Linked DNA regions of Homo sapiens: region 2 is linked to region 1. The links are chromatin loops, found by intact Hi-C in ENCODE. Cell type or tissue: GM12878. All regions are shown on one strand. Links, peaks and the distances in the headings refer to the core of each region. The heading gives the core; the rest is flanking DNA.

Evidence for each region. A loop is a pair of places that touch in the nucleus more often than their neighbours do. Peaks named below come from ENCODE experiments on the same cell type or tissue, not always from the same donor. Only the 100,000 strongest peaks of a DNase experiment are listed, where the experiment ranks them.
Region 2: a loop joins it to region 1, with 2.0 times the contacts of the local background. A loop is called at or near these places in 4 of 110 quality-filtered maps.

The regions. Positions count from the first base shown.
Region 1 is chr6:16,628,500-16,644,539 of GRCh38, forward strand. All of the region lies in intron 3 of ATXN1 (ataxin 1), which reads right to left. Among named protein-coding and RNA genes, the nearest start is that of ATXN1-AS1, 120 kb to the right of the region's middle. RefSeq lists an enhancer at 7,709-7,878. In GM12878, for the core only: no CTCF peak of the experiment used is centred there; a DNase peak (open chromatin) is centred at 7,782; H3K4me3 peaks cover 1,089 bases; H3K27ac peaks cover 1,201 bases.
Region 2 is chr6:16,681,744-16,697,783 of GRCh38, forward strand. All of the region lies in intron 2 of ATXN1 (ataxin 1), which reads right to left. Among named protein-coding and RNA genes, the nearest start is that of ATXN1-AS1, 71 kb to the right of the region's middle. In GM12878, for the core only: no CTCF peak of the experiment used is centred there; a DNase peak (open chromatin) is centred at 8,986; H3K4me3 peaks cover 470 bases; H3K27ac peaks cover 1,328 bases.

The sequences.
Region 1 (16,040 bases), core at 3,790-11,789:
GCAGGTTTATTAAATAGATAAACTCATGCCATGGGGGTTTGTTGTACAGATGGTTTCGTCACCCAGATACTAAGCCTAGTACCCAATAATTGTTTTTTCTGCTCCTCTTCCTCCTCCACCCTCTACCCTCAAGTAGGACCCAGTGTCTGCTGTTCCCTTCTTTGTGTCCATGAGTTCTCATCATTTAGCTCCCACTTGTAAGTGAGAACATGCAGTATTTAGTTTTTTGTTCCTGTGATAGTTTGCTAAGGATAATGGCCTCCAGCTCCTTCCATACTCCTGCAAAAGACATGATCTCATTCCTTTTTTATGGCTGCATAGTATTCCATGGTAATATGTACCACATTTTTTTTGTCCAATCTGTCATTGATGGGCATTTAGGTTGATTCTGTGTCTTTGCTACTGTGAATAGTGCTGCAATGAACATTTGCGTGCATGTGTCTAAATTTATGGTAGAATGATTTATATTCCTCTGGGTAGATACCCAGTAATGGGATTGCTGGGTCGAATGGTAGTTCTGCTTTTAGCTCTTTGCAGAATTGCCACACTGCCTTCCACAATGGCTGAACTAATTTGTACACTCACCAACAGTGTATAAGTGTTCCCTTTCTCCGCAACCTCATCAGCATCCAACTGGTTATTTTTTGACTTTTTAACAACAGCCATTCTGACTGGTATGAGATAGTATCTCATTGTGCTTTTGATTTGCGTTGCTCTAATGACCAGCGATATTGAGCTGCTTTTCATATTCTTATTGGCCATATGTCTTCTTTTGAAAAGTGTCTGTTCATGTCCTTTGCTCACTTTTTCATGGGGTTGAAAGTAACCTTCTCCCCGCCTCCCCCTGAGGCAGAGTCATGCTCTGTCACCCAGGCTGGAGCATAGTGGTGCAATCTCGGCTCACTGCAACCTTCGCCTCCCAGGTTCAAGCAATTCTCCTGCCTCAGCCTCCCGCGTAGCTGGGATTACAGGCACTCGCCACCAGCCCAGCTAATTGTTTTTGTATTTTTTAGTAGAGATGGGGTTTCACCATGTTTGCAAGGCTGGTCTCTAACTCCTGACTTTGTGATCTGCCCACCTTGGCCTTTCAAAGTGCTGGGATGAAAATAACCTTTTTAAAAATATATATATTTCGGCCAGGCAAGGTGGCTCATGCCTGTAATCCCTGCACTTTGGGAGGCTGAAGTGGGTGGATCCCCTGAGGTCAGGAGTTCGAGACCATCCTGGCCAACATGATGAAACCCTGTCTCTACTAAAAATACAAAAAACTAGCTGGACGTGGTGGTGTGCGCCTGTAATCCCAGCTACTTGGGAGGCTGAGGCAGGAGAATCGCTTGAACCCAGGAGGCAGAGGTTGCAGTGAGCCGAGATCACACCACTGCACTCCAGCCTGGGCAACAAAAGCAAAACTCCATCTCAAAAAAAAAAAAATTCAAAAATTTCTTAATGTTGCCTTCTTAGAGTCTGTATAACCTTCTTCTGGAAAGGGCAATTTTTTTTAACATCTTGCCCATTTATTAGATATTATAAAGGTTAAGATGAAAATGCTTCCCAAGGGCCTGCCATGTTTTTCCTGTCATATAAATCATGTCTGTACGGGCAGAATCACAAAGCTAGAATGGGTCTGAGGACTCCTCCTCTCAGGCAACTTCCTTCCAACTGTGGGCATTCCCTTGGGTGCCCTCTTACACTCACTGATTCACCCAACATTCACTTGGGCACTTCTGCATTGTATGACTCTCTTGAGGCAAACAGGAAAAACCTGTATCTGCCCTCAAGGGGAGTCCCTCCTAGAGGAGGACACTAGCCATACCGTTGTTATGCTGAAGTTGCGAGGTCCATTTACAGAACCAGCCTTATCACTTAGCAATATAGCCCACATACCCATAAAAAAATTCAAGGGCCTAAGTGAGTGGATGATAATGTGGTCCAAAGGTGTGCACAGACATATGCTGAGTCACTTAGTGGGCTGATCAACAGGGGATTCATGGAGGAAAAGCTAACAGAAGTGACCACTCCAATGCATTGATGATATCAGAGCATGACAGGTCAAGAGAGCCTCCTGCAAGTCATCATCTGCTCAACTGTGAATCGGCATCTGAGAAAATAAGCAACAACCTTACCTCCCAAACACCAACATTAAAGCAATGCATTATTAAAATGGAGGTTCTCAGGTAGTAAATGAACACTTTAAAACTCATGCAATCATAAACATTAGAATATGCAGCAAAGAGATAATGATACTTGTCAGAAGATATTAAGACGACATGGCAATAAAAGGAATCTGTTCACAGAGAGAATGATTCTAAATACAAAATGGTCAGATTGATACTCAGAAGTATTGCTATTAATAGAAATAATATTAGAGAGGTTTCATTATGTAAATGGCTCATGTGTCTGCCAGAAATGTACCCAGTAATAATTTGCATTTCTGCTATAGTGAAAATTTCAGGGATGTCTCTTTGTTGGCTTATGAAGGACCCTTTCATTGGTAAGCCACAGTTTTTATAATCATGATAAGAAGGATCACCTATGCTCTTTGTTGATAATAATAATAACTAATAAGACACTCGTGTGTGCCTGGCACTGCGCTGACTGCCGTATGTGCAGCAGTCCTGTGAGGCAGGATTATTATTCATGTTTTAAAGCTGAGAAAACAGAGGCTTAGGTCAACTTTCCCAGGGTCTTAAAGACGATAAATTATGGAGGCTGGATTTGAACTTGAGTCTTTCTGACTCCATGCCCACTCTCCTTCCACTTGCAGCGTAAACACAGTGGCTCAAACTCTGTGGCTTCATGAATATAATGTTTCACAGGGTATGCAGTGATCTTATAAGTAGAAATGGGTCTAGAAAGATGGACACTCCTGGACACTGCATTGCAAATCTCGCTATCTGCTTTCACTCACTGACACCTATATTTGCCCCTTGAGTCCCTTGAATATTGGTGCCACACTCTGCTCAGCTCTTGATATGGTGCAAAGCACTAAAATCACACAGGTGTCACAGCCAAAAATTCTGTATCATTCCAAAGCTGACTTGTCCCCCATCAGTCCCAACTCTGCCCCAGAAGTCTCACTGAAATAAAGTCTCCAGGATACCTGTCTTGCCACTCCTCATTCACATCCTTGGTTTTATGACCCACACTTCTATAGGACTCTCCCTTCTTTAGTTCTAATTATTAAAAGCAGGGTTCTGAAATCCCAAGGTGATTGCAAAACTCCCATCTCAGCCACAAATCTTCATTAGAATGGCTAATCAATAAGAGTTTTGTTTCAGATCCCACCACTTTATTTCCTCTGTATGTTTTTTGAAGAATTTTTCAATTTGCCATGATATAACTAAAACTCAAGCATCAACAGGAAAGAGGAAGAGAAGAGCTCAGAAATAAGCCACTAGTGCTCGAAAATAGGGCATGTGATGTTAGAGCTGGTTTAGAATCCATGCTCCACTGCATCGTAGCTATGGTGGGGCATGGATTCTTATTATTAATTAGTCTCATTCCTTCACTTTTGTCTCACACCACCTGTAAAACAAAAGCAATAATGCTTACTTCATGGGGTAGTGAGGAGGTTTAAATGAGAGGCTACAGCTAATGCTCTTAATGAGATGCCTTCCTTTTCCTCTCTGGCCAGTGAGGGGTGGATCATGTAACAACCTCCTTTCCCTATTCACTCTTCTTCCCCAACTAATCCCCTCAGCCACTGGCACCATGTTCCGCATGTTAGAGGCATCCTTCCTGGGGCAGTGAGACACATCCTGAATCAGCCTTGTCACCCTAAAGGGGACCTTGCAACGTTTGCTCGTGGGTCGACAACACCACACAGAGCTGACATGAGGATGACATGTGACAAGATGACTTAGAGCCTGCTAAATGAACACATGAGCTAAATGCTAGGTACCACTGTGCTTTCCATGAGATTGTTAGGCAGAAGGAAAACACTGAATCTTTGCTCTCCAAAGTTTTGATTTGAATTCACACAGGCAAGATTCTTGTCAATGACCCAGAATCACTTAAGCCCCGAGGGGGCCATGCCACCAGCACAGCAGGGCCAGATCATGAAGCCCCACTGGGATGCGGGGTTGGGGGCTGTAAGGGTCTCGCTGTCAAGATGTGGCCCCACCAGTGCTAAGTTTATAGTGCTCCAAAAGCCAGGAGGGGGGTTAAGAAAAAAAAAATGCAAAAAACAAGAATTACCATGCCACAAACATGAACCTCTACAGAACCTAGAAAATGTGAAATTGGGCCAGGCTCACATCTGTAGTCCCAGCACTTTAGGAGGCAGAGGTGAATGGATCACCTGAGGTCTGGAGTTCGAGACCTCGTCGCTACTAATAACACAAAAAAATTAGCCGGGTGTGGTGGCATGCGCCTGTAATCCCAGCTACTTGGGAGGCTGAGACAGGAGAATCGCTTGAACCTGGGAGGTGGAGGTTGCAGTGAGCCAAGATCACGTCATTGCTCTCTAGCCTGGGCAACAAGAGCAAAACTCCGCCTCAAAAAAAAAAAAAAGAAAAGAAAGAAATGAAAATGTGAAATTGTTAAGACAATTTGGAGTTTAAGGGAAAAGCACATTTTTGAAAGTGGAAAATAGATGAGAAACATAAATACATTTGCTACGCATTGTTACAGTCTGTTATTGATATATGGTCATTTTGTTATAAAGAAACATTTAAAAGGAGGCATGTTTCACCTGTTAACTTGTTTACTTCATAAGATTCTCTTGTTGGGTAGATTTACAGATTTAAGGCACTGCCATAAATCTTTTCAAAACAAGGAAGATTATAAACAAGGTAATTAATTAATTATTTAATTAATTCGGCAAACAAGTCACCCATTGACAAGCCTAGAAAAAAATGCCACCCAATGTTTGTTTTATCAGTTTTCTTTTCCAGTTTTGGAAGGGAAAGCCCTTGAAACAAACATGACCACACGACCCATATGAGTCCTCATTGTAATGTTTTTCCCCAAGCACCCACAATTCCAGGTCCTCCCAATTTGCTTCCAGTTCTTGCCCAAGTTTAAACTCTTAACCAATGCCTACTATCTGCAGCCTCAAAGGGAGCTGAGTACTTGCCAACAGACACCGCCACCTCCCCTCCCTGAGGTTCCTGCCTTGCGAGAGTGTGTCATGTGGCTGCCAGGGCAAGGCAGAAGTGTAGGAAAAGGCACATCTCACAGGTTGTCCAGGAGGATTAGAGCAAATATGTCCAGAGCAGTTTCAAGTTGACTATAGAACCAAGGCTCCGAGCTAATTAATAGAAAGTGAAGCAATGATAGTGACAGCTCAAGGCAAGGGTGTGAAGCTCATGTCATTCGGTAAAGACAGTCCAAGGAAAAAGGACATTTACGCTTGCACCTTATTTGCTTTGCAGACTAACACATTTCTGTTAGAAATATGTCTTTACACTCCAGAGAGATGTTACAAGGTGTCGGCCTGCTACTAATTACAGCAAGCCCGCACTACAGCTAACAATATAACTCTAAATTCACTTGCTTCTGATTACCTACCTGTCATATGAAAGGCTATTCTTCACTCCAGTTGAACAAACCTATTAGATGTCTGGTTTCTTGATGTTTAACTCTCACAAGCAATTATCTCCAGCTTGAAATGCCCTTTTGTCTTCTTTATACAATCACTACTCTTTCTTCTTAGAAAACACAGTTTAAACCACTTCCTCCCTTAATCCATCTAAACTAACCCCATCTAGTTCTGGCATCCATGCAATCAATAGATTTAGCATTTACTTAGCAAGCACTACCATGGATTTCTCTGTAATGAAAAAGTTAATCCTACATATGCCTTATATGTAATCTTGAGCAGGTTCTCCTCTTTTCTGGGCCTCGGTTTTCTCATCTGTAGGAGGATAATACTCCCTACCTCATAGGGTTGTTTCTGAGAATTAAACATTTATTTTTAAAAAAACAGCTTTATTAAGATTTAATTTACATATAACTCAAGTGTATAACTCAAATGTTTTTTAGTATAGTCACTGTTTTGTAAAACCAACATCACAATCTAATTTTAGATTTTCTTCTCCAAAAAAGAAACCCTGTGTACATTAGCAGTCACTCTGCATTCCTCTCCCACCTCCGGCCTCTGCAACCCCCAAACTAACTTCTGTCTCTATGGATTTGTCTATTCTGGACCTTTCATATAAATGAAATTGAAGTATGTGGTCTCTCAATTCACATGATGTTTTGAGGTTCATCTATGTTGTAGCATGTATTAATACTTTGCTTACTGGTTGTTTTTTTCCTGATCAATATTCCATTAAACATTTATTTTGCGTGTGTGTGTGTGAGGAGGATACATATTTCATGAGTGCAGAGTGCTCAGCTCAGTACTTGGAGACACAGCACTCTGAAAATGTCTGTAGCTTTCATTACCATTGGCATTATTACTATCGTTTTGTCACTTTTGTTTACAATTGCACTGGTCTCCACCAGTTGATTATTAAGCTCTAGAGCAGGGGTTCCCAACCCCTGGGCTACAGACCTCCTGCACAACAGGAGGTGAGCAGTAGGCGAATGAGCAAAGCTTCATCTGTATTTACAGCCACTCCCCATTGTTCAAATTACCACCTGAGCTCTGCCTCCTGTCAGGTCAGCAACGGCATGAGATTCTCATAGGAGCGTGAACCCTATTGTGAACTGCACATGTGAGGGATGTAGGTTGCACCCTCTTTATGAGAATCTAATGCCTGATGATCTGTCACTGTCTCCCATCACCCCTAGATGGGACCGTTTTGTTGCAGGAAAACAAGCTCAAGGATCTCACTGATTCTACATTATGGTGAGTTGCATAATTATTTCATTATATATTACAACATAATAATATAAATAAAGTGCACAATGAATATAAATGCATTTGAATCATCCCAAAACCATCCCCCGCTCCACCCTAGTCTGTGGAAAAACTGTCTTCCATGAAACCAGTCCCTGGTGCCAAAAAGGTTAGGGACCACTGGTCTAGAGAGAAGGAGCTCTTCTTACACACTGCCCAGAAACTGAGGATGTGACAGAAGTTCAACGAGAGCTAACTAAACAACTAAGTAGCAACCTGACAAGGGCTCAGACAGCTCCAACTAAACCTACACTGCTGCTGCCGCTTACAAAAGCTCATTCATATGTGTGAGTTCAGGCAAAAACACAGTCGTTATCTGATTCTTTAGGCAGGACATTGACCAGATAAATAAATATGTCTGAATCTGCAGAGAAATAATTTCAAAAGGGCTTCAGAAGGAGAAGGAAAATCCACTGTAGCCAGAAGCATCCAAAAGCATCCTGAAAACATGAGTGGAGGAAGGCTGAGCAGGTGTGGGCTGGGGAGGCAGGCAACCCCGCACAGCAGCCAGCACAAACACAAAGCGACGACGCCCACTGTGCTGGGGAAGCACAGGCAGCACAGTCCGTGCAAGGGAAACGCGGCTCCCTACAAGGTGTTTTCAAGGTTCCGGTTTCCCCAGAGCACAACCCTAACCTCAGGCAGTGCACAGTTCTCCCAATAAAAGTCACTCGCCCGTGGAGATCACCGAACACCTGAATTGACACCACGGGCACTTCCAACCTGTGTTCCTGACCACCCTCCCCATGACCTGCCTCCCTTACATCATTTCTGTTTTCCTTTCCCATGGTCCTGTGACTTCTCTTACTCTTTCAAATGCAAAATGTCACAGCTGAAGGGAAGGAACCTCCAAGGATGATCTGGGCTACTGCTTTCTTCTTCATAGGGGAGGAAACTGAGATTCCAGAGAGGTTGGTAACTTTCCCAAGGTTACAAAATTAGCAGTGCAGCCGGAACTGAAACCTACATTGTGTGACCACTCTCCTCCTCCCAAAGCAATTTAGTTTCCAACTGGACCTCATCTGCCTACTTGTTTCTCCCCCAGCCCCCAGGCAGCCCTTCACTGTGGCTGCTGAGTCATCAGGATGAGCTTTGTTCTCAAGCAAGCCACTGGGACAGGCCCTCATGTCTTGAGTAGGACAAAGTATATTTGGCCACTCCCCACTTTGTGGTCACCCTGCTCTGCCTGATGCATGGGCACCTTCTGCCCATGACAACTGTCATTCGCCCTGAATAGTCTATGCCATCACACCTCCTTATGGCTACTAACATAAAAGGTAAGTGACTAATAAATGGTATCATGAATTAATATGAAACCTTTTATACAGACAAATATTTGATTCCTCAGTTATATTTTCTTGGGATCTTTTCTTCCCAGGTCATAGCAGTGCTGTTTCAACAGGAAATGTCATAGCTTGAATGCCAGGTGCACTTTAAAAAATAATCTAAACTAAATTAGCTTTTACACCTAACGACGGCCTGGGAATAATAAAGGAACTCTTTGAAAAAGGAAGAAAGTGGAGAAATAGGAACACTTTTACACTGTTGGTGGGCCTGCAAACTAGTTCAACCATTGTGGAAGACAGTGTGGCGATTCCTCAAGGATCTAGAACTAGAAATACCATTTGACCCAGCCATCCCATTACTGGGGATATACCCAAAGGATTATAAATCATGCTGCTATAAAGGCACATGCGCACGTATGTTTATTGCGGCACTATTCACAATAGCAAAGACTTGGAACCAACCCAAATGTCCATCAATGATAGACTGGATTAAGAAAATGTGGCACATATACACCATGGAATACTATGTAGCCATAAAAAAGGATGAGTTCATGTCCTTTGTTGGGACATGGATGAAGCTGGAAACCATCATTCTCAGCAAATTATCGCAAGGACAAAAAACCAAACACCGCATGTTCTCACTCATAGGTGGGAATTGAACAATGAGAACACTTGGTCACAGGAAGGGGAACATCGCACACCGGGGCCTGTCATGGAGTGGGGGGAGGGGGGAGGGAAAGCTTTAGGAGATATACCTAATGTAAATGATGAGTTAATGGGTGCAGCACACCAACATGATACATGTATACATATGTAACAAACCTGCACATTGTGCACATGTACCCTAGAACTTAAAGTATAATAAAAAATAAATAAAATAAAATAAAAAAAGAAAAAGGAAGAAAGAAACTAATTGAGCACACTAGAAGTCAACAGCTGTTTCTCCAATTAGAGTCACCTATAACAAGTGAATTCTTAGCAGGGAAAATCACCTTAAAATATCCATGTCGAGTTAGGAAAAAATGTTTCATAAAATAGCTATTAAATTAATTTTCTTGAATTGGCATGGGACAAGAAGCTATATAGTTCAGTTCTGCTAAACACCTAAAAAACTCTGATATACTACAGCTACGCCAGGCAAATCGCAAGTTGTTGGGGGGCGATTCCCAGAAATATGTGAATCACGATTGTGACTCATCAGTTTGGGAAATTTAGGACATGATCACTATCAGTCAAACATGATATTATTATCTGCCAAATGTCCAAGATATAAATTTCCTTGGAAACAGCTGGCAGAGGTAGGCATAGCCCTTTAATTTTCCTAATTTGTGGGCTAGCAGATTTTTTGGAATTTCACATACTAGTATGAAAGAGAAATAAATATGTTTTAATTAATGCATACATATGCACAGTTTAAACATATTCATAATCAGGGGTGGATCCAGTCTGTGAGGTCTGCAGTTTATAAAACTAGTCAAGGGGTAGAGGAGTGTGTATGGGGTGTTAGGGTCTTTAAGAAAAGATCTCAAAGGCCAGCCATGGTCACTCACGCCTGTAATCCCAGAACTTTGGGAGGCTGAAGTGGAGGATCGCTTGAGCCCAGGAGTTCAAGACAAAACTGGGCAACATAGTGAGACCCCCATCTCTACAAAAAAATACAAAAATTAGCTGAGCATGGTGGCATATGTATCTGCTCACAGCTACTCAGAAGGCTCAGGTGGGAGGATCACTTGAGCCTGGGAGGTTGAGGCTGCAGTGAGCCAAGATCACAACACTGCAATCCAGCCTGGATGACAGAGCTAGACGCTGCCTCAAAAAAAAAAAAAAAAAAAAAAACTGCACAAAATTATCAACATAAAATTAGGTACAGGGTCTTACAAAGGGCCTGCAGGAGCGAGACGCCTTGACGCTGAAGTGTCACTAGCTTCCAGATAAAACCTCCTGGCCCACAATGCATGCACACATCACAGTGGTGGGAACACCTATAAATGACCAAGATCAACATATTTCATTATAATTCCCTTCAATGCCAAGTATATGGTAAACACTTTAGTATACATTTTTGCTGAGTACACGTGACTAAATAGAAATGTTTACAAATTATGTTGTCGAGCTGTTAAATGAATTCCAATATGTGGCTTTACTACCTCATCAGGAAAACCTGTATCCCACAGTCATTTATCAGGCAGCAATGTCTAGCTTATGGAAACCCATCTGCAGGTTCCTAAGCAAGTAGCCCAGATTAATATCATAGTGCAGCTAGTCGGTGGCTATAATTAAATGCAGAAGTGGTATTGAGAGGTGAAGCCAGCTGGACTTCTTGGGTCGAGTGGGGACTTGGAGAACTTTTCTGTCTTACAAGGGGATTGTAAAATGCACCAATGAGTGCTCTGTAAAAACACACCAATCAGCGCTCTGTAGCTAGCTTGAGGTTTGTAAAATGGACCAATCAGCACTCTGTAAAATGGACCAATCAGTGCTCTGTAGAATGGACCAATCAGCAGGACATGGGCAGGGACAAATAAGGGAATAAAAGCTGGCCACGCCAGCCAGCAGAGACAACCCGCTCGGGTCCCCTTCCACGCTGTGGAAGGTTTGTTCTTTCGCTCCTCACAATAAATCTTGCTACTGCTCGCTCTTTGGGTCCCTACCATCTTTAAGAGCTGTAACACTCACTGTGAAGGTCCGTGGCTCCATTCTTGAAGTCAGCAAGACCACAAACCTATCGGAAGGAACCAACTCCAGACACAGGCTCACCGCAACCTCCACCTCCTAGGTTCAAGCGATTCTCCTGCCTCAGCCGCCTAAGTAGCTGGGATTACAGGCATGCCCCACCACACCCGGCTAATTTTGTATTTTTAGTAGAGATGGGGTTTCTCCATGTTGGTCAGGCTGGTTCTTGAACTCCCAACCTCAGGTGATTCGCCTGCCTCAGCTTCCCAAGGTGCTGGGATTACAGGCCTGAGCCATTGCGCCCGGCCCCTGGGTTTCTTTCTTAAGGCTTTTGGAGCTCCAAGGGGCCAGGGAAGTGCAGCTTCAACCAGCAGCAGCCATTGTTCTAACAGAAATCTGAAAATAACACATTCACTCTGACATGCCAACTCACTACTTTTAATTGTGGCTCATTAAAGATGTAAATAGAAGAATTATGTTCACCTCTACTACAATTTCATTGCTGCAGTAAAATTACAATGTTTCCTTCTATGCAGAAAGAAATACTTCTTCTCTGAGTAATAGCACCAGAAGTGGAGGCCTATGATTCACCAATTCTCCAACAGTAGGCATCACATGTGACTGCCTGTTGTTGGACAGAGGCAGATGGACAGAACGTTATTTTTTTTTAATGAAAAGAAAGGACACATCAGTTGAAAGATGCAACAGGCGCATCTCATTTTATTGCATTTCACTTTGTTGTCCTTTGCAGATACTGCATTTTTTTTTCAAATTGAAGTTCTGTGGCAACCCCGTGTCAAGCAACTCCACCAGCATCACCTCTCCAACAGCATGTGCTCATGTTGAGCCTCTGCCACATTTCGGTAATACAGTATTTCAAACTTTTGCGCTGTTATATCTGTTATGGTGATCTGAGATCAGTGCTCTTTGACGTTACTATTATAATTGTTTTGTTCACCATGAACCACACACCCCATATAAGGTAATGAACTTAATCAGTAAATGTCATGTGTGTTCTGACTGCTACAAAGACTGGCTGTTCTCTCTCCCTCCTCTCGGGCCTCCTTGTTTCCTCAGACACAAGAATATTGAAGTTGGCCAGGCACGGGGGCTCACGCCTGTAATCCCAGCACTTTGGGAGGCCAAGGTGGGCAGATCACGAGTTCAGGAGATCAAGACCATCCTGGCTAACATGGTGAAACTCAATCTCTACTAAAAATACAAAAAGTTAGCCGGACGTAGTGGCGGGTGCCTGTAGTCTCAGCTATTCGGGAGGCTGAGGCAGGAGAATGGCGTGAACCCGGGAGGCGGAGCTTGCAGTAAGCAGAGATCGTGCCACTGCACTCAAGCCTGGGTGACAGAGCGAGACTCTGTCTCAAAAAAGAAAAAAAAAAAAGAATATTGAAATTAGGCCAATTAATAACCCTAAAATAGCCGCTAAGCATTCAAGTGAAAGGAAGAGTGAGTCACATACCTCTCAATTTAAATAAGAAAACTAGAAATGATTAAGCTTAGCGAGGAAGGCATGTTGAAAGCTGACATATGTCAAAAGCCAGGCTTCTTGTGACTGAAGGGTTAGCCAAGCTGTGAATGCTAAGGAAAAGTTCTTGAAGAAAATTAAAAGTGCTACTCCAGTGAACTCATCAATGGTAAGAAAGTGAAACAGCCTTGTTGCTGATATGGACAAAGTTAGAGTGGTCTGAATAGAAAAGCAAACCAGCCATACATTCCCTTAAGCCAAAGCCTAATCCAGATCAAGGCCCTAACTCTCTTCACTTCTATGAAGGCTGAGAGAGGTGAGGAACTTGGAGAAGAAAAGTTTGAAGCTAGCAGAAGTTGGTTCGTGAGATTTAAGGAAAGAAATCTTCTCCAAATGCTGATGTAGAAGCTGCAGCAGGTTATCCAGAAAATTTAACTAAGATCATTGATGAAGGTGACTACAGATTTTTCAACGTAGGCAAAGCAGCCTTCTATTGGAAGAAAATGCCATTTAAGACTTTCATAGCTAGAGAGGAGAAGTCAATGCTTGACTACAAAGCTTCAAAGGAGAGGCTGACTCTCTTGTTACGGGCAAATGCAGCTAGTGACTTTAGTTGAAGCCAATGCTCATTTACCATTCCAAAAATCCTAGAGCCCTAATAATTATGCTGAATCTACTCTGCCAGTGCTATAGAAATGGAACAACAAAGCCTGGATGAAAGCACATTGGGTTACTAAATACTTTAAGCCCACTGTTGAGACTTAATTGCTCAGAAAAAGATTCCTTTCAAAATATTACTGCTTATTGACAATGCACTTCGTCACTCATCTAAGAGCTCTGATGGAAATATACAAGGAGATTCATGTCGTTTTCACGCCTGCTAACACAACACCCATTCTGCAACCCATGGATCAAGGAGTAATTTTTATTTTCAAGTCTTCTTATTTAAGAAATACATTCTGTAAGGCTATCATTGCCACAGAAAGTAATTCCTCTGATGGATCTGGGAAAAGTAAATTGAAAACCTCCTGGAAAGGATTCACCATTGTAGATGTCATTAAGAACATTTGATTCATGGGAAGAGGTCAAAATATCAACATGAACATCAGTTTGGAAGAAGTTGATTCCAACCCCCATGGATGACTTGAGGGTTTCAAGACTTCGGTGGAGGAAGGAACTGCAGATGAGGTGGAAACAGCAAGAGAACCAGAATTAGAAATGGAGCCTGAAAATGTGACTGAATTGATTGCTGCAATCTCATGATCAAACTTCAGCAGATGAGGAGTTGCCTCTATGGAGGAGCAAAGAAAGTGGTTTCATGGCCGGGCACAGTGGCTCACGCTTGTAATCTCAGCACTTTGGGAGGCCGAGGCAGGGGAATCACAAGGTCCGGAGATAGAGGCCATCCTGGCTAACACAGCTAACATTGTGAAACCCATCTCTACTAAAAATACAAAAAATTAGCCCAGCGTGGTGGTGCGCACCTGTAGTCCCAGCTACTCAGGAGGCTGAGGCAGGAGAATTGTTTGAACCTGGGAGGTGGAGGTTGCAGTGAGCCGAGATCGCGCCACTGCACTCCAGCCTGGGTGACAGAACGAGACTCCGTCTCAAAACAAACAAACAAACAAACAAAAAAACCAGTGGTTTCATGAGATGTAATCTACTCCTGATGAAGATACTGTGAACACTGTTAAAATGACAACAAAGGATTTGAAATATTACATAAACTTAATTGATGCAGTGACAGGTTTGAGAGGACTGACTCTAACTTTGAAAGTTCTACTATGGGTAAAATGCTCTCAAACAATGGTGCATACTACAGAGAAATCTTTCATGAAAGGAAGAGTCAATAAATGTGGCAAACGTCATTGTTGTCTAATTTTAAGAAATTGCCACCGCCACCCCAGCTTTCAGCAACCACCTCCCTAAATCAGTCAGCAGCCATCAACGTAAAGACCCTTTACCAACAAAACGATTATGGTTCAATGAAGATGATCGTTAACAGTTTTTAGCAATAAAGCATTTTAAAATTAAGGTATGTACTTTTGTTTAGACAAAATGTTATTGGATAATTAATAGACTATAGTATGGTGTAAACATAACTTATATGCACTGGAAAACCAAAAAATTTGTGTGATTTGCTGTATTGCAATACTTGCTTTACTGCTGTGGTCTATAAGTGAACCCAAAATATCTCTGAGTGTCCAGGCACAGTGGCTCATGCCTGTAATCCCAGCACTTTGGGAGGCTGAGGTGGGTGGATCACCTGGGGTCAGGAGTTCGAGACCAGCCTCACCAATATGGTGAAACCCCATCTCTACTAAAAATACAAAAATTAGCTGGGCATGGTGGCAGGCACCTATAGTCCCAGCTACTTGGGAGGCTTGAACCCAGGAGGCGGAGCTTGCAGTGAGCAGAGATCGTGCCACTGCACTCCAGCCTGGCAACAAAGCAAGACTCCCAACTCAAAAAAAAAAAAAAAAGACACAATATCTCTGAGCTATGCCTGTGTCTAAAAAATTCTGAACTCTTCCTAACAGGCACTACAGAAATGTAAGCCTGGCCAGCTGCGGTGGCTCACGCCTGTAATTCCAGCACTTTGAGAGGCCAAGACGGGTAGACTGCTTGAGCCCAGGAGTTTAAGACAAGCCTGGGCAACATGATGAAACCTCGTCTCTACAAAAAATACAAAAATTAGCCAGGTGTTGTCGTGCACACATGTAATCTCAGCTACTTGGGAGGCTGAGGCAGGAAGATCACTTGAGGCCCGGAGGTCGAGGCTGCAGTGAGCTGAGATTGCACCACTGCACTCCAGCCTGGGAGACAAGAGTGAGACCCTGCCAAAAAAAAAAAAAAAAAAAAAGAGAAGAGAAGAACGCAGGACTATGAGCCTGCTTGCAGAAATTCTGAGAAGAATTCGGGCCAAATAGGAGTTAAAATAAAGTGAGGGGAAATCAACTCCAAAGAGGCACATGAAACTATGTCTCAGAAAGAGTTCGATCGTTTGTTTGATAAATGTTATTCTCTTCAGTTATTAAGAAGAAAAAAAAATCTGTATCTTCTCTATGCCCATATTCCAATACAACCCAGTTTCTGAAATTAGAATGAGAACTTATTGATAATTACTGACATAATAAAGTATTGATAACAAATACTTTGGAAAAGAACAGTATATTTGAAACACTGTTATTAAAAATTAAATTATGGGCCAGACATAAAAGGACAAATATTGTATGATTCCATGTGGTCCCTAAAATAAGAAACTTCATAGAGACACAGTGTACAATAGAGGTTACCAGGGGCTGGGAGGAGAGAATGGAGTGTTATTGTCTAATGAATGCAGAGCTTCTGTTCGGGATGATGAAAAAGTTCTGGAAATGGATAGTGGAGATGATTGCACTACACTGGAAATGTACATAATGCCACTGAATTGTACACTTAAAAATGGTTAAACTGGGCCAGGTGTGGTGGCTCACGCCCCAGCACTTTGGGAGGCTGAGGCGGGCAGATCACGAGGTCAAGAGATCGAGACCATCCTGGCCAACATGGTGAAACCCCATCTCTACTAAAAATACAAAAATTCCCTGGGCGTGGCGGCATGCGCCTGTAGTCCCAGCTACTCGGGAGGCCGAGGCAGGAGAATTGCTTGAACCCAGGAGGCGGAGGCTGCAGTGAGCTGAGATCATGCCACTGCACTCCAGCCTGGCGACAGAGCAAGACTCCGTTTCAAAAAAAAAAAAAAAAAGGTTAAAAT
Region 2 (16,040 bases), core at 4,879-12,878, 54 kb after region 1:
TAGAGTAACTGCCATTATGCAACTTCCCAAGAACATACAGAGAGCATTTACAGTGAGGCCACAGTGCCAGCAAAATGTGCAATGGAGACTATTTATCAGCAATTATAAGAACTGTGCATTTAAATGCCAAATAAAATATACACGTGGCAGATACAGAACTTGAGGGGGAAAAGATGCATGATTAAAGTACCAATATTTGCTCTTCTGAATGTATTAGAGCCTGAAAACGAAAGTCCCCCTGAACCAGAAGCGAATCTTGAACTCAGTCTCAGTTAGCTTGGTTAGCCGCTGTTCTCCTTCCGAATGCCCCCATACCTGCCAACATCTGTATCTGAACACACTCAATGTTGGGTCCAACATAAGGAATTTCCCTTCTTCTTTCTTATTAAAGATTCCCAGGCCTCAGCATCACCCCCTACCCAAGCACTTGGATAATTCAGTAGAGGCCACTGGGGAGAACTTTTTTTTTTTGAGATGGAGTCTCACTCTGTCACCCAGGCTGGAGTGCAGTGATGCAATCTCAGCTCACTGCAACCTCCACCTCCCAGGTTCAAGTGATTCTCGTGCCTCAGCCTCCCAAGTAGCTGGGATTACAGGTGTGCACCACCACACCCAGCTAATTTTTGTATTTTTAGTAAAGATGCAGTTTCACCATGATGGCCAGGCTTGTCTCGAACTCCTGACCTCAGGTGATCTGTCCGCCTCGGCCTCCCAAAGTGCTGGGATTACAGGTGTGAGCCACCGCGCCTGGCCTCTCTGGGGTTTTCTGAAGCCACATAGACTTACATGTTTGAGGATTTCCCATTCAAAGTCCTAAAGAACACTAATAGAAGAAAAAGAAAGGAACATGTAAAAGTGGCATTTAATTTATCAGGACCCTTAGTCACATTCACATACATTGCCCATGATAAGCCAGTGACAAATATAATTGAAGTTTTAAAGTACATGTGCAAGGGATCAGCTACTTGAAACCTCCCAGCAGGAAAACAAGAAATAAGGGACCATGAGGAAGAGATCCAGGTCTCCACATTTACTGTACAAGTAATAACATAAGCAAGAGACTTCCTAAGAGTGTTTTATAGTATTTTACATGGCAAGACTCTTACTCTCCAGTCTGTTAATCCTCACTTTCCCGCTTCTATTCATATGCTTTATATGTATTTATTTGTTGAGTTATATATTTTAGCTGAACTTGGAATGACAGTTATTTTTAAGAGGCTACCAACATGGGTCAGGAAGAACCTCAGAAACCTGGCTCACAGTTGCTCTGGCATAAAAAGCCTTGACCGCCAAAACCAACCAGGGAGTTGATGAGATCTAGGTTTCCAAAACACCACGAAAAGGCATCTTTTGCTTTCTCCCATCTGGCCATTAAAAAAAAAAATAGTTATTTACCAAAGAAGATTCTTTTTGTAATACAATCAATCACTTCCTCCTGTGTTTAGGGTTCAAATCTAGAAGTCCATATGTCAGTCTAGCTTAGAGCAAAATGTAGCTTTCTTCACCTTGGACTAGAACAACCTATGAGAGAAAGATGGTGCCCAATGGGCCAGCACACAGCTGCTTTCTAAATTGACAGCCCTGAGCTTCTCCATGGACAGTGTTCCAAAACTAACTGTGGCTGTTAGGATAAAGAGGGCAGTTTCTCAGCTTCAGTGCCTTTAAGGTTATTTCAACTTTCCACCTCTGTTAACTACGCTGCAGAAACTTTTGACACTGAACTCTCCTTAATATCCATAAGCCAGAGATGTTCATTAGAAAAATTTCTCACTCCTCATCAGACAGCTGAAGACCTGAGTCCTTTGTCTTCCCCTATTCTGGAGATCACATTGAAGGGATTTTTGGGCTACCTGAAAGTGTTTATGACAGACAGACTCTTGGATTCAGGCTTAGGACAAGCAAACCTTTCATATGAGTCCTTAAAAACAGACAGTGCTCTGTTTGTAACTTTGAACTCCATTCTAGTACAAACATGCTTGGCAACTAGTGCCGGAGGGTTAACCAGAGAGTTTTCTTCCTGGCAAATTGCTCTGCCGCCACCATGGGTATTAACACTCCAGGATCCCTGCAACTTTCCCTTCTTCCTCTATTCCTCATCCCCTGCCCTGAGATATTATCTGTGCCCAAGCTGCAGGGGTTGAGGTCACACATCTGGTGCCAAGGAGCTGTCAGTGCCTCCAGCAGTGGCACAGTTCATGGTTCACGGTTCTTCTCCTGGCCCCTCCCTTGGTCTGGCATGCTGACAGAAAATTGTTCTTTTTTTCATCATTTGTCTGTGACTCAGAGGCAGACCATGGGGCCAACAAATCCAGCCCATGATCACGCTTGAAGGCACAGGGATATCTAGAAGTCATCCCCCAAACTTCAGGGACTATTGTCAAACCTTCTTGGGATACAGACATATTTCTCAGATCTCCTTTGGAAAGATCTTAGACTTGCTTGACAGGGGTCCTTGGAGATGATCAAATCCATAACCCTCCTCTCATTTTAAAGTTTTCTTTATTGGATTCTTTATGGGAGACCAAGTTCCTTATTGGATTGCTTCCTGTGGACCAAGGATGATGTTTTCTAGGGACTTATTGAAACTTGAGAGTCGGAAGTGGTCTGAAGGATTGTTTGATTTAGTGGTCCTGTGAACTGACATTGCCTAATAGCTGTTGTAACATAAAGATTCTCAGGTCTCAGCCCCACCCCTTACCCAAACCCTTGGCTAATTCCACAGAGGCCTGTCTCACTCTGTCGCCCAGGCTGGAGTGCAGTGGCTCTCCAGGGTTTTCTGAAGCCACATTTGAAAACCACTTATATAACCCAACTTCCTCATTTTCCTAAGGCTCAGAGAACTTCGGTTATTTGCCAAAGGCCGCACAACAGTTAATGACAGGCCTAAGACTTCCACCCAGTTCCCAGCGTGCTCAACCAGTGATGGTCTTTGCATTTACTTTCTGAGCATTTAGCGTTCAGTAAAACCTCAATCATTTACTCTCTGCTAATAGAGATAATGTATTCTTAATGAATATATAATTCAATTTCCTTGAATGTATTATATAACCTATAAAATTTTAGGATCTTATTAGCAAGTTAAATGTCTCCTTTCTTAAATTAGGGCTGGTTTTTTTTTTTTGAAGAATTAAGGATTCTTCATTAATTCGCCTTCATGTTCTAAGAGTGATAAGAGACTTCACGGGAAACAAATCAGAAGCACAAGTGAGTGAAATTTTCTTTAGGACAACGAAAGAAATGGTCAATGAACTAACATATTTGTTAACTTCTACAGACAACACACACACACACACATACGTACATGCACACACACATACACACACACCCTCCCACTTCTGGCTCCAGAAATTACTTGTTACTTACTATGTGGGAAGGAATTCAAATGCTTTCACTGTTATGTCAGGTCAATCTGTTAAGTGTATTGTAAATTTTTGCCACATCAGTATCCCACTTTGATCACTAATGCCATTTGTATATTAGCTTGTAATACACACTGATCATAAAGCAATAAAACTGCATTTTGCTAAACTTTAAAAATGAAGGCTTTTGCCCAATGACACTGACATCCTCACGCCACCACCTCCCCGCCCCCATTATTCAGAATAAGTGGAGTGTGGAGCATTGGGTTTTCCCTTTCTGGGGAGGAACAAATGAATGAGTAACTAGTGAGGGCATCTTAGGGAGTTCCCCCGCCCACAGACTATGAGGCATCTTGATTTGAAAGGAATACACAATATTGCTGCTGCACCCACACCACACGCACACAAAAACACTTTTAAAGTTGACTTCTTACATAAAAGCCAGCAGTACTCCCTGCTAGAATCTGAAGAAAAGAATATTATTATTACTATTATTATTTTACTGGCAAGGCCTTTCAGGGGGTTATGCTTCATTCAATTGAGCCTAATTGATAAAGCTAACACATGTTTACAGGTAATAAAAATGAAGTACTATCTACATGGAAACAAATCAGGGAGCAGAGGAACCAGTCATTATTCATTCTTTAAACTGTAAAAACTAAAATGTTCTCTAAGCATTATCAAGTCCTAAACAAAAATATAATTTCACAAAGCAAAGACATTCATTTTATCGTTCAATAAATTATTTTAAGAGCAGAAAGCACTGACTTTAGCTTTACTGGTATATTTATTTGTTATCTCTGTTCTTAAAAATGGAATATTTCCAGGGACAAAAAGTATAAGTAATACGTGATTAATATGGTTTCATATATTTTAAAAATATCTGACATTTAAAACAATATCTTAATACCGAATATTCTTAATGAAAAGTTCTGTTTTTTTTGAAAAGTCCTCCATACATACATGTCAATTCACAAAAATGCAAATTCTAAAAATTACTCAAAATGCATTGTCTTTTCGCTTCCTGATACTATATTTTGCAGTGCATGGTGGCAAAGGCAATAAGGTTTTTGGTAATACCTTGTTACACAGATTATTTATAGTCATCCCAAAACATACATAACACAGAGTCTTAAATTTTAAAACCATATCAGATACTAAAATATACAACTTATCCTTCCAGGTCTTTCCTAAAAGGTATACATACACTTCCGAAGTAGTATAAAAAAAAGAGGTCATTTCAAATCTGATAACGCACTGTGAATTAGTGAATTATCTTAACAACACTGTCCTAATTAAGACCAATAAGAAAGCCATCCATCCAATATTCCACGAGACAGCCAGGCTTCCCGTTGTGTAATTATTCACCTCATAGTGGTCCACCTTGAAGGCATGCAACACATTATGCCGAAAAGAGATATTTATATAGAAGGGAATTACTTAGGACATGCGGATGTCCCTAAAATAAAGATTCTTGACCACTCGAGCTACTCAGTATTTCTCTCTAGGCTAGAAACAGAAAAGATTAAATAACATATTCATATGGGAAGTCAATTTTTCCATCAATGAAAAGCAAGAAACCGTAAGAGCATTTCAAGGCAAGATCTTTTAAAGTCCTACAAATATTTAAGTATAACCTCTCTACACTTTTTAAAAATACAGTTTATTTAAAGATATAAGGAAAGTCCATCAAATAAACAAGAAATATTTACTGAGAACCTCCTTTGTGGCCAGGATTATGTTTCTATCTAAGTCCCATGAACTTGGAGCATATTTACAAAATTATTTAACTTTATAAAGTATTTCAATGAATAATGCAGTCTTCCAAAATGTGCATGGGGCTGTAATTCCATCTAGTGTTTACAATGACACTATAAGCCTTGGATGGAATTACAATCTTAATGGGAACAATCAGAGTGCACTACTCCATATGCTCAGAGAATTCAGGATGAACTCAACTTCTAAAATAAAAAGCACCAAGCCATTGGCATGTAATTACAACCAGGAGGCCAAGCTGTCTGCTTGCTAGTATATGAGAAATGCTCAATTGAAAGTACCATCTCACCTTATTGTAGCAAAACCTATTTAATGTATCTGAAAAACCTCTTCCTCTCCAAAATTAAACTTTCGACTTTCGTGATGAGAAAATTTCCACAAGGGTCTACCACATAGAGGTGATATATATCGGGTGATGACAAGATTGTCTGGATGCTACCAATAAAATCTAAGAATCTTCTAATACCACCTACATGCACCTAAACTTAAACTCTGAAAAGTACAATGTATTAAGAAACAGGAAAAAAAATCATGCTCAAGAGCCCTTTGAAATTACTGGCATTTCTTCTAATTTTTGGGGGCTAGTCTGACATTTATTAGCATAAACAAAGCAAAGTGCCTTGTGTCCGCAAGAGGGAAAAAAAAAAACTTTAGAGAGATTAAACTCAGAGTTGTAGAAAAAGTTTAGAAACGGATTTAGAATTTCGCAGGAAAAAGAAAAGACAGTGACACTATGAATCAGCATTTTCGTATAAGCAGCCTGGAATCAAAGAAGAAATACACACACACACACACACACACACACACACACACACACGGAGGATACAGCACCGTGAAGAATGAAGACACAAATGCATACAAATTTAGTCTGTATATTTATATTTAGAATACAAATGGCTTCTACGGTCTTTTTGTGCCTTTATCATACCTAACTTTATCTGGTACTCATAGAGGTCACCAAAGCTGTATAAAATCATAGCAACCAGAAAACTAAAGGAAACAAACACCTCTGGCAGAAATCCTCACCAAACAAAGTATAAGGCATAAAGAAACTATACTTTCATTGGCCACTTTTAACATAGCCATGCTTCTACCTGTGAAGGTATGGGACAATTCCATGAAAACTGAGTTCACGGAGGGCCCTCCTGTGGGTTATGTATCCTGGGTTCCAGCATAACCCCTGGTTGAGAACTTACTATTAACATTAGCTCTTCAATTTATTTTCATGATCCAGGGACTTGTGTATATTGTATCACAGTGGTTACCTAAAATAAAAAGTAACCAGATAGGAGACAGTAAAACAATATTGATGAATTTCCATGAGAATGAGACATATCATTTAGGAGCTTTACTTAAAAACCTTCCTGCTAAACAAACAAAAAAGGACTAATGCGATATCTGTCTCTTGGGGTCTCCCATGCTTATGAATTGAGAAAACACACTTGATATAAGTAAATGAAGAAACAATAGTTGAAACAGCCCTGAAGTGACAGAAAAAATGGAAGTAGGGTTCTAAGCTCAACTCCAGAGGCAAGGTGGTACAGAATACCAGCTGGATGAACAGTTCAAAGCTTCCCTAGTTGAGGGTCTCTACCTCAATGACAGACAAAACTCCTAACTTTGGCTTTCTCCATAGAGCATCAACCAAATTCAGTAATGATGAAGTACCTGCTTAACACTATAGGTTGAATAACTTTTGACAAGCTGTAACATCCTGTTGGTGGAAAATAGCCAGCCTTGCTCAACATAATATTGCAAACCCAAAACAGGGTAATTGTGCAAAGAGAGAATTTTGTGTATGTCCCCTTTCCAGAAAATATTCTGGGTGACATCCAATCTGCTTTTACCCGGCTCACTTATTTACAATTGGGGCTGCCTAAAATGCAATGCCATTCTAAAACTACCAATAAACTATTTTGTGAAATCAAGTTTAGTAACTTGAGATTCTCATTTATGATATCCCTGACAACCACCAAAACCTGATTAGACATCTCTCTCCTTTGTCTAGGTGCTTTACTGAAAAAAAGCATGGAAATAGACTTGGAGATGCATGTGTGTGTATGTGTGTGTGTGGTGTGTATACATGTGTATTGCATGTGTATGTACATATATAGTATGAATATGTGCGCATATGTGTACGTGTATATGCAGATGTGTATATGTGTACTCTGTGTGTGTGTATGTGTGTGTGTGTCCATGTATTTAAACACACTGCTTTTCCTATATGCAGCAGGAATTTCCTATCTGGCATATGAAGACAATACATACTCTTTTGGATGGAGCTGGTGAGTCAGGCAGTGTTTTGGAACTGCAATACTTGAGTCTGCATGACTCATGAGGAAAGCAAGTCTGGGGTCTGGGACTGTTGTATCAAAATGGGAAGGAGTGGGAAAGAAGATGGCTTTTTATAATTTAAATTTTTATTTTTTATATTGTTGTAAGTTTTTACTTTTGAGACAGGGTATCACTCTCTTGCTCAGGCTAGAGCGCAGTGGCATGATCATAGCTCACTACAGCCACAAACTCCTGGGCCCATGGGATCCTCCCACCTCAGCTCCCGAGCAGCTGAGACTACAGGCAAGAGCCACCACACCCAGTCAATTTTTTCTTTTTTTTCCTTCCTTTTTTTTTCTTTTTTTTTTCTTTTTTTTTTTTTTGTAGAGATGGAGTCTCCCTATGTTGCCCAAGCTGCTGTCAAACTCCTGGGCTCAAGGGATCCTCCCACCTTGGCCTAGATTTGTATTTTTAATTGACAAATAATAATTGCATGTAGTTATGGGTTATAATGTGATGTTTTGATATAGCTACATATACTATAAAATGATTATATTAAGCTGATTAATATGTCCATCACCTCACATACTTATTTTTTATAATGAAGACATTTAAAAACGTATTCTTTTAGCAATCTTGACATTTATAATACCTTATTATGAGGGCTAAAAATGAATAATATTAATAATCCTGTACAATGGGTCTCAGAAACTTAGCCCTCTTGTCTAACTGAAACGTCTGTACCGTTTGATCAACCAAAGATGGCTTTTGTTGGCAATTCAATTTTTTTGACAAATTCCTCATTTTTGTCTTCATTTGGAGTTTTTATCCATTACAAGAGAGGAAGATGACACAAGCCAGAATAGAGGAAGATGAAACAAACCACTCAGGATTCTGAAGGGAACACTGGGTTGGGTTTTTTTTAATTTTAATTTTGATGTTTATTATTTGTCTTAGAGACGGGGTCTCACTATGTTGCCCAAGTTGGCCTTGAACTCCTCTGCTCAAGTGACCCTTTGGCTGGGACTGCATGAGCACACCACTGCATCAGGCTCATCCAGTTGAGGTTTTTTAAAATACTGTTTTTGCTCTGATTGGGTAGCCTCAAAGAGGAGGAAGAGAGTCATGATGAGCTTGATTCAGAATCTTCAGCTCTCCACTCTATCAGCAACCTGCCTTCCTTCAAGTCTACTTGGCCCAGTGCTGTTATTCCTCCTCCACTGGCAACTAGATGTGTGAGTGACATTGATTCCTATTACCAGAGGGATTAACTCCAAAGTTCTCTTGAAGGTTTTACAGTTCTTTTCCAGCAGTTCCTCATTCTTCAAAGGTAATTAACCTCTTGATGGGCTTACAGCAGAAGCAGTGTTAGAAGTCCCAACACATTGATGATATGTTATAAACCAGGGGAGAGGATAATTGGAAAATGTATTTCCAGCCTCATTGGAAAATATATTTCCATTTATTGAGAAAAAGTAACTCAAGTGTTTAGGAACATATGAATCACAGAATTGTAGATTGGCAGAGGCCTTAGAAAACCATGCTATTTCGACTTCTACTAATAATGAGAAAACGGAGGTGGAAAGAGGGAGAGTGACCTGCCGAGCCACAGTTACCCAACCAGCACCAATGTAGTCAGTGCTGCCTGGAGCGAGACCTGACCATACTGTGGGGCAGAATCTCCCCTCCAATCCCCTTCATAAAGCACGATGATGCTGTTCAAACACAACCTGTGCCTCCTGTCCTTAGAGCCCCAGATTTCATTTTAGGAGAGGATTACGAAATAATGACTAAGCTCTGAAAACTGAGAATGAGACAAAGGAAGAAAGGGAGATAAGAAGGAAGACAGTAAGAGAGTCAACAAGCAACTTATTGTAGTGTTTGCAATCACTACTTGTGCCTTTCATTACATTTAAATGCATGTCGAAATGACATGATGCAACCACCTTCATGCATTCTGCAGTGAAAAAGATGGTGCCAGGTTGGAATTTCATTGTAAGTGTCGCAGAAATATCCCTTTGGAATCAGGTCCCAAATCATTATTTGCTCCTTTTATCATTGTCATCATCGTGTATCATGGCAAAGCTCCCTGAGGGGAGGAGCTCTGTCTGTCTTGTTCACTATCATATTCCTTACACCTACGGCATCCATGGGACAAGCTAAGTAAAATTTACTGAAAGGCTGAATAAAAACTTCCACATGGAATGAAGAAGAAATATGCATAGTTTGAAAATGCATATGCAGTATTACAGTTTTCTGTAAAGGAAAATGAAAGAAGACCTGTTTAAAATTTAAAACCACATTAAAAGATTGAGAGTTTTTTGTATTTATAAAAAGCTGAGGTATGTTAAAAATGGAAAGCACCTATTAAGCTGTTACTGTCAGTTTCACCTGTTAAGTAGGTACTATTAGTTAAGCCAGCATAGTTCCTGAGTTGCAAAGCATATACAGGCTGAAGTACAATGTCAAGAAAACATGTTAAAGGGTGGTAAATAAATAGCCACTGAGAAGATACTCTGAACAGATAAATAAGAAAAAAGCAAATGTAGTTGAAATAAATGGAAGCTCTAGGCAGTGTGTGGACAGACAGAACAAAAGTGGTCACTGTTTATGCCTTGGCCTGAATGTCTGTGTGCCTCCAAAATTCACATGTCGAATCCTAACTCCCCACGTGATAGTATTAGGGAGTGGAGCCCTTGGGAGGTGCCCTCTTGAATGGAATTAGCACCTTTATCAAAGAACTCCCCCAGGAACTGCTTTGCCTCTTCCACCATGTGAGGATACACAGAGAAGGTGCCATCTGTGAGCCTTAGAACAAGCCTTAGAATAGGCCGGGTGTGGTGGCTCAAGCCTGTAATCCCAGCACTTTGGGAGGCCGAGGCGGGCAGATCACCTGACATCAGGAGTTCGAGACCAGCCTGGCCAATATGGTGAAACCTCATCTCTACTAAAAATACACCGGGCGTGGTGGCACGCACCTGTAGTCCCAGCTACTCAGGAGGCTGAGACAGTAGAATTGCTTGAACCTGGGAGGCGGAGGTTGCAGTGAGCCGAGATCATGCCACTGCACTCCAGCCTGGGCGACTGAGCGAGACTCTGCAAATATGTACTTTATATGATTAATCTATTTGTAACCATTGAAGTAAACATTTTTCTTTGTGCTTTTAAATTCAAACCTCTACCTTAGCAGCCATATCACAGTCACAAATTAACTATATGGCAAGTAATCTGTATGATTACTTTGGGTTCTCAGATGACTTGCTATGTATTTAATGAAGTAAAATTGTAAGTCAAGTCAGATATAGGTAGGTACAATAATATTAACAAATGTAATCAAAAGATTTGTCTATTTTAAAGACTCAAGAAAGACAATTATACCCAATTAACACACACATTCATATGAAGGGTACAAATACCTAATTTTTGGAAAACATTTCATATAATTTTGGCCATTGTAAATATATAAATAATAATAAGAAGAAGACCACTACCGCCACCACCAACAACAAAAACAATAGCAACCACTTTCTAAAACATGAAGGCTAAGGAATAAGCAGTGTGCTGGGCACTTTACCTGTATTCCATTGTGTTCTTACAGGTACATTCCATGTTCTATATTTTCACTTTAGAGATGTGGAAACTGAAGCTCAGGCTAAGTAATGGGCCCAAGATCTCAAATTGGCAGATCTGGGTTCAAAACCTTAGTCAGAACGAGCCCAGACCTCCCATACAGGCAGAGGTCTTTGCAGATGGGAAGATATGGATAGATAAGCTTTCTCCTCTACTTAAGCTCAGTGTATCTGTACACTGAGTAGCCATGTAGCATAATGGTGGAGTGCATGGGCTCTGGAGCCAAAGCTCTAAGTTCAGATTTCAGCTCCGCCACTCACTAGTGCATGCCCTAACTTCTCTGTGCCTCTCAGTGGCCTCAGCTCTGAAGATGAGAATCGTAATAGTACCAGAAGAACTGATATCTACCTACTAACAGGGCCACTGTGAGGATTAAATGAGTTACTACACATACAGCACAAAGAACATCAGAGATGTGAGCAAATGTTTAGTATCCTTTGAAATACTAAAAAGAGCACTGAATTTGAAGTCCAGTGGTCTCCGCCATTGATCTACTGTATGAGCTTAGGCAAGTCCCTCAAGCTTCCTGAGCTCCACTGTCCTCATCTGTAAAAATGGGATACCAGCGGCCTTGCTTCCTTTCCAGAACATCACAAGAAACAAGCAATGGAAGACAAGGTATGTGAAAGGGCTTTGGAAGCTAAAAAGTGCTATATATACCATGTACATGTGAATTATCGTCATCAACTTTCAGCCTCTCAAAGCCAAAGAGGTCAATCTCTATTCCATTCTCTCCTGCCTGAGAATTTAATACTAAGCATCAGTTCCAAAACCTGGACACTGAACTGCTAATCATAACAGAACACATGTCCAGTCACCCAGGACTTGATCAAACAGAACTCTATTAACTACCTCCTTCTGCACACCCACCGTGAGAACATAATTGATGCTCATCATGGCCCTAAAGCACTCCAAGACTCTGAAGTACCTTCAGGGAAAGATTAAATTATGTTCAGCCTAGTTTATTATGAAGTGTATTTAATTATACTCAAATTCTTTGAAAATTGGTGACCTAGGAAAAGCACAGAGAGTAAGTCACAGGCTCTCTGGTAACTGGAAGCCTCTCCTCACCAGTCCACCCCCAGTCACCCTTCACAGAGTTAATTGTAAAAAATACAGTCCACCCTAGGGTAGGAAAAACTGGGATTCCGACACACTAATTATAAAAGTCAAAAGAACTTGGCCTTGCCTAATCTTCAAGGATCACTAATGTGCAGAAATACAAAAGTCAAAACTTGAAACAATGAAAAATTTAATCTACCTAAGATGCCTACATGTTTCAAATAGACTTTTGTTCTTGCTAAGAATGAATTCAATTGTTTGAACAAAAAATAACACAAATATATCACTATCCGATTATCAGTACTCAAAAATATAAAAACAGAGGAGTAAGTTAGTATTATGCTCCTGAGAAGAGGAAATTAACATTTAGTTTACTGGGTAAGTTTTGTCACTTCTTTTTTTTTTTTCTTTTTTTTTTTTTTTTAAGAGACGGAGTCTCGCTCTGTCGCCAGGCTGGAGTGCAGTGGTGTGATCTTGGCTCACTGCAAGCTCCGCCGCCTCCTGGTTCTAGCAACTCTCCTGCCTCAGCCTCCCAAGTAGCTGGGATTACAGGTGTGTGCCACCACGCCCAGCTAATTTTTTGTATTTTAGTGGAGGTGGGGTTTCACCATGTTGCCCAGGCTCGTCACAATTGTCCCTTCTTTAAAAGAAATTATGTCTATGTTAATGAGGAACGTAACAAAATAATGAAAGGCTAAACCGTATTATGGTTGTAAAAGCACAGTTATTTACTTTGTTTAAATTATTTCAACACTGTAGATTATGTTATCTTTTCCGATTAGAAACTGGGAAACACACGTCAGCCTTAAGGACTACATTTCAGAGCTGAGAGAGAAACAAGTGGTCGTCTACAATAACCTTCTATCCAACTCACATCTCCTCTCTGGAGAATTCCTGATAAGAGGGTCCTACTACCTCTGTTTGAACATCTCCAGTGACAGAGGTTTCACTGCTAAATCAATCAGCTTGTTCCATTTTTAGACAGTCCTGATTGCCAGAATGTTCCTCCTCAAGTGGAGTCGAACTCTCCCTAGGGTTAACTTCCCTCCTGTTCTTAGTTCTTGGTTGCGTACTCTACCACCACTTCAGTAAGTGATTTCACTTCCTGTCAGGCCCTTTGCTAGCCTCACTCATTTTATCAGTTAGGTAATGACTGGCTTCTATTCACAATTGTCACTGTTATTCTGTGAACCACAGTGACCATTCTTCACAACCACCTACCACCCACTGAAGTGGTGGCTCTTGGGCACCATGGCTCTTGGGGACCATGGCTCTATGGAGACTATGATGGGCATGGTCCTAAGGCCATTATGGGATATTTTGGACTTTACTGGGGTCCTGCCATCACATACACTGTTTCTCTGAGAAACTTAGACTTACAATCTTTCTGAAAAGGATACATTATAAATTAGTATTTCTACTTTTGGGAAAAATCTGTTTCATGAGAAACAAGGCGTAATTTATCACTCTGTCTTTTAAGCAGTCTTATGAGCCAAGTCAGTGTTTTGATGCATGCATAAAAATTCCATAGCTCCTCCTCCTGCAGTAGAAGCAGAAGTAGCAGAGCTGGCAAACCTGTAGTATCCAGATGACTACCTCTGTTTCCTGGAATAACAGAAGCTGAAGATGAACAGGTCATCATCTCCCAGGTACCACCCAAGTACCCAAGCAAGCCCACCAGGTGTGTGGGACAATTCTAGAGCCCTGGGCCCAGCCTAGGACGGAGACAGCTTCTGAAGTTCTTAGTCTACATCTAACAGGCCTGTCTTTCCTCCTTGCTGTGGTTAACACTGAAGTTCTAGAAAATGTCCTATTAGTACCTTCATCTTGAGAGGTGAATGATTTAAGAAGAGAAGTGACTGTATTTATTTTTATTTTACCCAATGTCCATTTGGGCAGTTACTAAACTTAAAAATGCAGCCTGGGCAATGGAATGAGACCCTGTCTTTACAAAAAATAAATTAAAAACAAAAAATAAGTGTGGTCGCACAAGTCTGTAGTCCTAGCTACTCAGCAGGCTGAGGCGGGAGGATCACTGGAGCCCAGGAGTTCGACACTACAGTGAGCTATGATGGCACCACTACCCTCTGGCCTGGGCAACAGAGTGAGACTCTGTTTCTCTCTCTATATATACAAATAAATAAATGAATAAATAAATAAATAAAATGTAATATGATAACATATAAATATCACGTATACCGACAGTCCTTACTTTATATATTAATGTCTTATTTAACCCTGGACAGCTCTCCTGGGCTCTCTTAGCCTTCACCACTCAGAACATGGCTATGAATGCCTCAGGCCACACTGGCTAGGTGGAGAGAGCTAGGAATGAGAATTAATGTATATGATTCAGCTTAGTGATTTTATCAGATTGATTATCTGGTTTCTCTTAAGTTTACAGATATAGGCAAATATGAAAGGAGATTGAAGACATGACAACCAAGACAAGTAGATAGGACAGAGGCTGTGGCATCGAGAAGAATTATGAGCTTTTGAGGCATCAGGACGCTACTATGTCGAGGTAATAACTTCACAGAAATGACAATAAGTCTCCAAGAAAAAAAGTTAAATTATATTCACTATATAGTAGCACTCTACTTAGGAAGGGAGGAAATTTTATAATACATTTTACAATGATTTCTGCCGGAAAATGTTGAGTTTTCTCCCCTTTCTAACAATGTCAGCATTAATGCATTTAAATAATATTCTGAGTAAATATACTATCTGGAAGCAGTTATTTCAGGAGTCTACAAAATTAAATATTTAAATCTTTACTAGAGAAATATGGAAGTAAGAACAAAAGTGAATAATCATTGAGGAACTCTTAAGAATTACGGTTTTGCATTCTCTGTGTAGAGAGGAACCTATGATGGGAAAAAATAAATTTCCTTTTTGACCTACTGGTTAGTGCTGTCATAAAGCCCCTCCAGCTTAGGCGACCTGAGAGAATTTTTAAAACCCTCTTTTCAGAATAGTGGAAAAGGTTTTCTCCCCTTCTCATTTCCAAGAGAAAGGTAGTGTTGACCCTAAAAGCTAAGAGAGGAAAAGACTAGATGTGTGTTGTGGAATCCTTTCTCGACTCTTCTTTCTCTAATATTCTTGCTATATAAACATGGTAGTTCCATCAGTAAGAGTTTTAAGGAAGCGTTGGCGAGGCTTGCTCACTCTTTGGGACACCACACTGTCACAATGAGTAGCACCAACACCACCACGTTACAGTGGAAACGCCACAGTGGAGCTAGTAACAGAGTGTTAGTATTAGCGGGATGAATACACCTGCTGGTGCAATTTAGGTGAATTTCCATAACAGAACATATATTAGTTAATTTTGCTTTAGATTATGAATTGGGAAAATTCCTTAGCATATTATTAGCATATTATCATATCAGCATAACAACAAGTATTAAGGACACAAAAATTCTAATTACAAGTAAGTTTTTGCCACCAAACTTATAATTTCCACTTCTTCAACTATCTGTTTGCTTTTTTACCCTTGGACTTGTCTAAGACTCTACTCAGGCCTTCTCTTCCCTTCAAATCCCAGTTAAGGAGACGCCATTTAGAATATAGCTGTTGATTCATCTTTTTAACAGCACTCTTTTTTTTTTGGTACAAAAATCTCTAGGGCTTTTCTTCTTTCCACTTAAATCCTTTTTCCCACCCAGTGCTCTCTGAAGAGCTAAGGCTAACTTTTTCCTTTTCTAAAGATCTTTTTTTTCCTATGCTGTTTCCCCATAGTTCCACCCGCCCCTCCCCCACCCTCTTCATGTCTCATATAAAAACAGCACTCTCACTGGGCTTAATCCCCAAATGTTTTTAATTGACTCATTTGGTGAGGCTCTCCCTAGCTAAATGAACAGTCTGCCTTTTCAAAGGAACCAAACATTTCTTCCTTCTGAGTATTTTAAACTCTTCTAACAAAGCCAAACATGGATT